Regions from separate parts of the Homo sapiens genome. Here region 1 is linked to region 2. The links are chromatin loops, found by intact Hi-C in ENCODE. Cell type or tissue: natural killer cell. All regions are shown on one strand. Each heading gives the region's core, and the rest is flanking DNA. Links, peaks and the distances in the headings are about the cores only. Region 1 has its middle 19 kb from the start of SERP2. Region 2 has its middle 22 kb from the start of SMIM2-AS1.

Evidence for each region. Peaks named below come from ENCODE experiments on the same cell type or tissue, not always from the same donor. Only the 100,000 strongest peaks of a DNase experiment are listed, where the experiment ranks them.
Region 1: a loop joins it to region 2, with 2.1 times the contacts of the local background. A loop is called at or near these places in 1 of 110 quality-filtered maps.

What each region holds. Positions count from the first base shown.
Region 1 is chr13:44,353,702-44,356,624 of GRCh38, forward strand. No RefSeq gene overlaps it. Among named protein-coding and RNA genes, the nearest start is that of SERP2, 19 kb to the right of the region's middle. In natural killer cell, for the core only: no CTCF peak of the experiment used is centred there; no DNase peak of the experiment used is centred there.
Region 2 is chr13:44,087,245-44,090,167 of GRCh38, forward strand. No RefSeq gene overlaps it. Among named protein-coding and RNA genes, the nearest start is that of SMIM2-AS1, 22 kb to the right of the region's middle. In natural killer cell, for the core only: no CTCF peak of the experiment used is centred there; a DNase peak (open chromatin) is centred at 1,827; H3K27ac peaks cover 531 bases.

The DNA of each region.
Region 1 (2,923 bases), core at 325-2,824, 270 kb after region 2:
CCTTCTGGCTAGTGGGCACGGGGCATTTGTTACATTCTCTATTGTTTCTATACTTACATACTTGTTGTCCAAAATAAAAAGGAGAATGGTATCCTGAAAAAGCACTGATCTGGAAAGCAGTTTGCTCACCACCTTGGCTGCGCCATCTTAGCTCCTCGTAACTCTGGTGCAGGCAGCTTCCTTCCCAATCAGGGTGTACATCGCCTGTCTTCTGGTAAGGACCTGAGCAAGTATTGGGTCCAGCCCAATTCTGGGGTCAGTTATTCTGTGAAAGTCAAATGTAACTTGAGGTTTTGAAAGGAGGGAAGTAGGCTGGGCGCGGTGGCTCACGCCTGTAATCCCAGCACTTTGATCACGAGGTCAGGAGATCGAGACCATCCTGGCAAACACAGTGAAACCCGGTCTCTACTAAAAATACAAAAAAATTAGCCGGACATGGTGGCGGACACCTGTAGTCCCAGCTACTCGGGAGGCTGAGGCAGGAGAATGGCATGAACCCAGGAGGCAGAACTTACAGTGAGCCGAGATTGCGTCACTGCACTCCAGCCTGGGCGACAGAGCGATACTCTGTCTCAAAAAAAAAGGGAGGAAAGTCTAGCTAGCATGTAGAACATTGCCAGCTGTATTTTAAGAAAGTTTTCTAAGTTCTCTAATCTTAAAATACAGTCAGAGAAAGAGTAAAACTTCCTGATAAGTCAATATACAATAAATCCCAACATGGTGTGATAGAGTTAGGAATCAGACAGACCTGGACTTAAATTCCAGGATCATTATTTCCTTGTTTTGAATCATTTGGCAGAGAAACATATTTGCATCTCAGTCTCCTTCACCATAAAATACGGAAAGGAATCTCTTCCTCATGGCTCTGTTGTGGGAACTTCACAAATGAATAAGGTCTGTCCTTATTCATTCCTCAGGCAAAATAGACACCTATAATCCTGACCATATTTCATTACTTCTAAGTCACACAGTTTCTTCCATTTAAGAATCTCTGAAATCAGGGTCTACTTATAATCTATAGTATCTTAAAATTATAATTGGTGGAATTTTTTCTTATTTCTTACCACGAACAACACAAAAATATGTCTTATAATTAGTGAGGTTTCAATTCTGCTAAATATAGTAGTTCTGACTTTCCTCTTTCATATAGTAGGTATGTGTAAATCTAGATTAATCAGTAATGTTATTAGGCTGTTATCTAATCTGTATCGCCAACCCTGAGAAAAGCGCTCATAAGAACTTACCTCATTTTAATCAGTCATACCAGCCTTCCTAGAGAAAAAAAAATAAACGGGGTTCCCTCCACAGTGGAAGCTTTGGCCCTAGACAGGATGTATCCTTAAAATCAATCATCATAACTTCAACATGTTTTATGGTTCTCCTGAAAGACTGAAGGTAGGCAAGATAGGCATATCTGAAGAAAGCATTAAGTACACAATAAAGCTGTAAACAAGCCCCAAGCTCATCTTCAGATCTAGTCTGTTAATAAGCAACAGAAGTATTAGCTAAGCATTTTTGGGAAATGAGGAACAATTTGGATAACTTTTGAAACATAAAAAATGTAACAGGAAAATAAAAGTTCCAGAAAATGTATATAATAAGAACACATTATGCTTTATATTTTTCAAAGATTTTTTCATCTGTTTTATTTGATAGATTATCACAAAAATTTCATGAATTAAAAGAATAAATATTATTCTCTTTTTACACATCAGACAAATTAGGCATGGAAGTAAGTGGTTTATTAAGATCACATAGCTAGTAGAAATAGGAGTAGAACCCAGATGTTCAAATTCTCATTCTTTTTTTGTTTGTTTGTTTTGTTTTGTTTTGTTTTGCTCTAACAGCAACCAAGGAAAAAAAACACAAAGATTTTATCTGTGTCCTCTTATGGGCTTGCATGCCAAATATTTTATTTATCTTGCTTTTCTGATCACGCTTTCAACCTATCTCATAAGCAACAGCCCTGAATTTCTCTTTTTCTTTCCTTCCAATGTATAGACCCATAAAATCATTCCTTTAAAAAAATCTGACAATCTGCTGTGACAGTAAAAGCCAATGTATTCACTTTTGTCATATCCCAGCCTGGCAATTTGCCTGTATCTTCTGGCATATTCTAATGAAATTACTGCTCAACTTACAGTGTACTTCCTTACAGCCCTGAGTGAATTCCCCTGCCCCATTAATCTGTATTTTCATCTATCCAAGATGTCAACTTGATATCTTATTTTCCATTTTGCCTAACTCGCTAGTAACACAATCTGTGAAACAACACATCCAATGGAAATTGCTCTGAGAAAATGTGATCATAAACGTGTCAAGTTAAGCATGTGCTAGGGTTTTTTTTTTTAATACAGTTCAGATAGTATTAGGATATATGTAATCAAAAACACAAATGTGTTTTTATTTTCAAACCAAGAGAGATTCCCAGAACTCTTTAAAGTAGTGGTTTATATCTTTAGCAAACTAGTTGTGGCCCATTGCTAGTCATTTATCCATTATTTTCTTATGCAGAAATGACATGAGAGGATTAATTTGTATCCTGTGGAACCTCCAGCCAAAACAGTTGGTCAATAATAATTGCTACTTTCACCAAGTGTTATGCATTACTTGAGGAGATTAAGTATTATTAAACTGGTGTTACAAGTGATGAAGTTGAGATTTAGAGAAGTCAAGTAATTGTCTTAAGTCACCTAGCTAATAAGTAGAAAGTCAGGATTTGAACTCAAAACCTACACCCTTAACCACTCTGATATGAGTTTAATTTGATCTGAACTTCTATCTTTAAAACAGGGATTGAAGGCCGGGTGCCGTGGCTCACTCTTGTAATCCCAGCACTTTGGGAGGCCAAGGCAGGTGGATCACGAGGTCAGGAGATGGAGACCATCCTGGCTAGCACAGTGAAACCCCGTCTCTACTAAAA
Region 2 (2,923 bases), core at 328-2,827:
AAATGGGTTGTACCGTTAACTGTGGAGGAGAGTCATGGGCCCTTTCTTTTCCGAAACCATTCACCTGCCTTTCCTTGCAATGATAATAAATATATTACATGTTGAGAATGACAAAACCAGTTCTTTACTCAAAGGTTCAGTTATAAGTGTAAAGCAGGACTTCTCAGCCACAGCACTGCCGGCATCTTGGGCCACATAATTCTTCGCCGTGAAGCTCCGTCCTGTCGATGTAGGATGTTTAGTAGTATCCCTGGCCTCTACTGCTTCTAGATGCCAGTAGCACTCCTTTCCAGCAGTTACAATGACCAAATGTCCCCTGAGGGGTAAAGCCATCGTTAAGAACCATTGGTCAAAAGGTAAAAGGATCACGGGAGGGGTTGGATGTCCTGCTACTTCTTTCTTCCTTTGCACTAAACAATGAAGGCTGTTTCCCAAGTGAATTTCTTTTCCTTCCCTTCCTAGATCGCAATCCTCTCTTCCTGAAGTCTTATTTTTGTTCCTTTCCTTTCTTGGTATCTTTACTTTCCCTATTTCCCTGGACATACCACTTAACCCTACAAAAATTATCAACCCCCAAATACACTCTTTATCTTGTCAATTTTACAGCCTCCATCTGCACAAGAATATCAAGACTTTTCTCCTTTATCCTGTTTCTGCACCTCTGCTGAGTGGAGGAGTGAGTGCATTTCTCAGTGTTTATGGACTCGAGGGTGGGATGAGGACAGAGGAAGGGATCCAGCCATTTCTCACAACCTCCACTCTTACCGAGCAGGTCAGCACCAGCTTTATGTCTTGCCTGAATCACTTGCTCTAAATGCCCATCAGTCTCTCTGCTTCTACCCTTGCTGTCCACCATCTGTCATCAGCCCAGAAGCTAGCGCTGACCCTTCCTAAACATGAATCAGATCATGCCACTCCTCTGCTCAAAAGCCTGCAAAGGCTCCTCCTTTTACTCAGAATCAAATCCAACATTCTTACAATGGCCATAAGGCCCTGTATGATCTGGCCCTTACGTTTGCTTCTGCAATACCTCAGCTGCTATAGCTGTGCCCTCCTTGCTCGCTCTGCTTCAGCCACACAGAACTCCCTGTGGTTCCTTGACACAGTCTGTGTGCTGCTTAGATCCTGTGCCCTGGTTCTTCCCTCTTCCTGGACTACCCTTGCCTCAGACAGCCATCCAAATAGCCACCTCCCTCACCTCCCTCGGGTCTCTGCTCATGGGGGCAGATCCCTCATGAATGTCTTGGTGCTGTCCTTGCGTTTATGAGTGAGTTCTCACTCTTAGTTTACATGAGAGCTGGTTGTTTGAAAGAATGTGGCACCCCTTCCTCTCTCTCTTGCTTCCCTCTCTGGCCATGTGACATGTCTCTTCCCCCTTCTCCTTCTGCGATGAGTAAAAGCTTCCTGAGTCGTCACTGGAAGCTGAGCAGATGCTGGTCCCATGCTTGCACAGCCTGCAGAACCATGAGCCAAATAAACATCTTTTCTTTATAAATTACCCAGTCTTAGGTATTCCTTTACAGCAATGCAAAATGTACTAACACCCTGGGTATTGTGCAAAATTCACCAGAGAATGGAGGGGGCAAATTTCCACTGAGCATCAGTTTTAACTGATTAGGAAGGCTCATTTAAATGTCATCATAGAAATAAAAAACAGACTTGGGTCCTATGGAAAATTAGTCACAAAGACTGTTCTACTTCATATTTCTTTTTCAAAGAGACACTTTTTTTGTGGCATCAAAGGTCCTTCTTAATCTGGCTACTTTATTACTGCAGTTTCCTCTCTCATGACATTCTACCGCAAAACTTACGTTCCTGCTGTAGTGCTTTCTCAGGTCATGCCGCAGGATAGAGACTGAATGTCATGTGTTGAAATCTGTTGCCTTATGTGCTGGTATTTGGAGGCATCCTAATGTGATGACTTTAGAAGGTTTTTAGGTCATAAGCGCTCCTCACAGGATTAGTAGCTTTAACAAGAGATCCCAGAAATCCCTGTTTCTTCTGCCATGTGAAGACACAGTGAAAAAAGGACTATCTATGAAACAGGAAGTGGACCCTCACCACTGAAACTGTTGGTGGCTTGATCTGGGACTTCCCAGTTTCTAGAACTATAAGAAATAAATTTCTGCTGTTTATAAGCCACACTGTCTGTGGCATTTTGTTATGGAAACCCAAAAGGACTAAGAAACCATGCTTTATCTCACTTCTAAATCTCTACTCATAACATCCTTTTGGACTGAAATTCCTATTGCCCTTTCTTCTCTAACTCTGCTTGGGGAATGTCTGCTCATTCTGGAACCCAACCTTCAGATAATCCATGAGGGCTTTCCTAAAACATTTTCACTCTTCATGCCTCAAGGAGAATTTACCACTGTCTCTGTATTAATTTGCTAGGGTTGCCATAACAAAGTACCACAAACCGCATGGCTTATGTAACAGAAATGGATTGTCTCATAGTTCTGGAGGCTCGAGCTCTAAAATCAAGGTGTCAGCAAGGTCAGTTCTTTCTGAGGGCTGTAAAAGAATGATTTGATTCAAGGTTCTCTCTTTGGTTTGCAAATGGCCTTCTTCCTATGTCTCTTCACATCTCCTCTCTCTGTGTGTGTCTATGTCCAAATTTCTCCTGGTTATGAGGGCACCAGTCCTATTAGATTAGGGCCCACCCCAGTGACTTCGTTTTAACTCTGTAAGATTATCTCTCTAAAGATCCTATCTCCAAATAAGGTCACATTCTGTTGTACTGGGGGTTAGGACTTCAACTCATGGATTTTGGGGGAAATAATTCCACCCATAGCATAAAATAAATATTTTATTTATTTTCCTCTATTTGTACTGTAATAATTTTTTGAACTAGAGTATTTGTTTCTGCCTGACATCTTCCACTAGTGCGAACCACATTTGATTTTTCTTTATTCCTGACCCA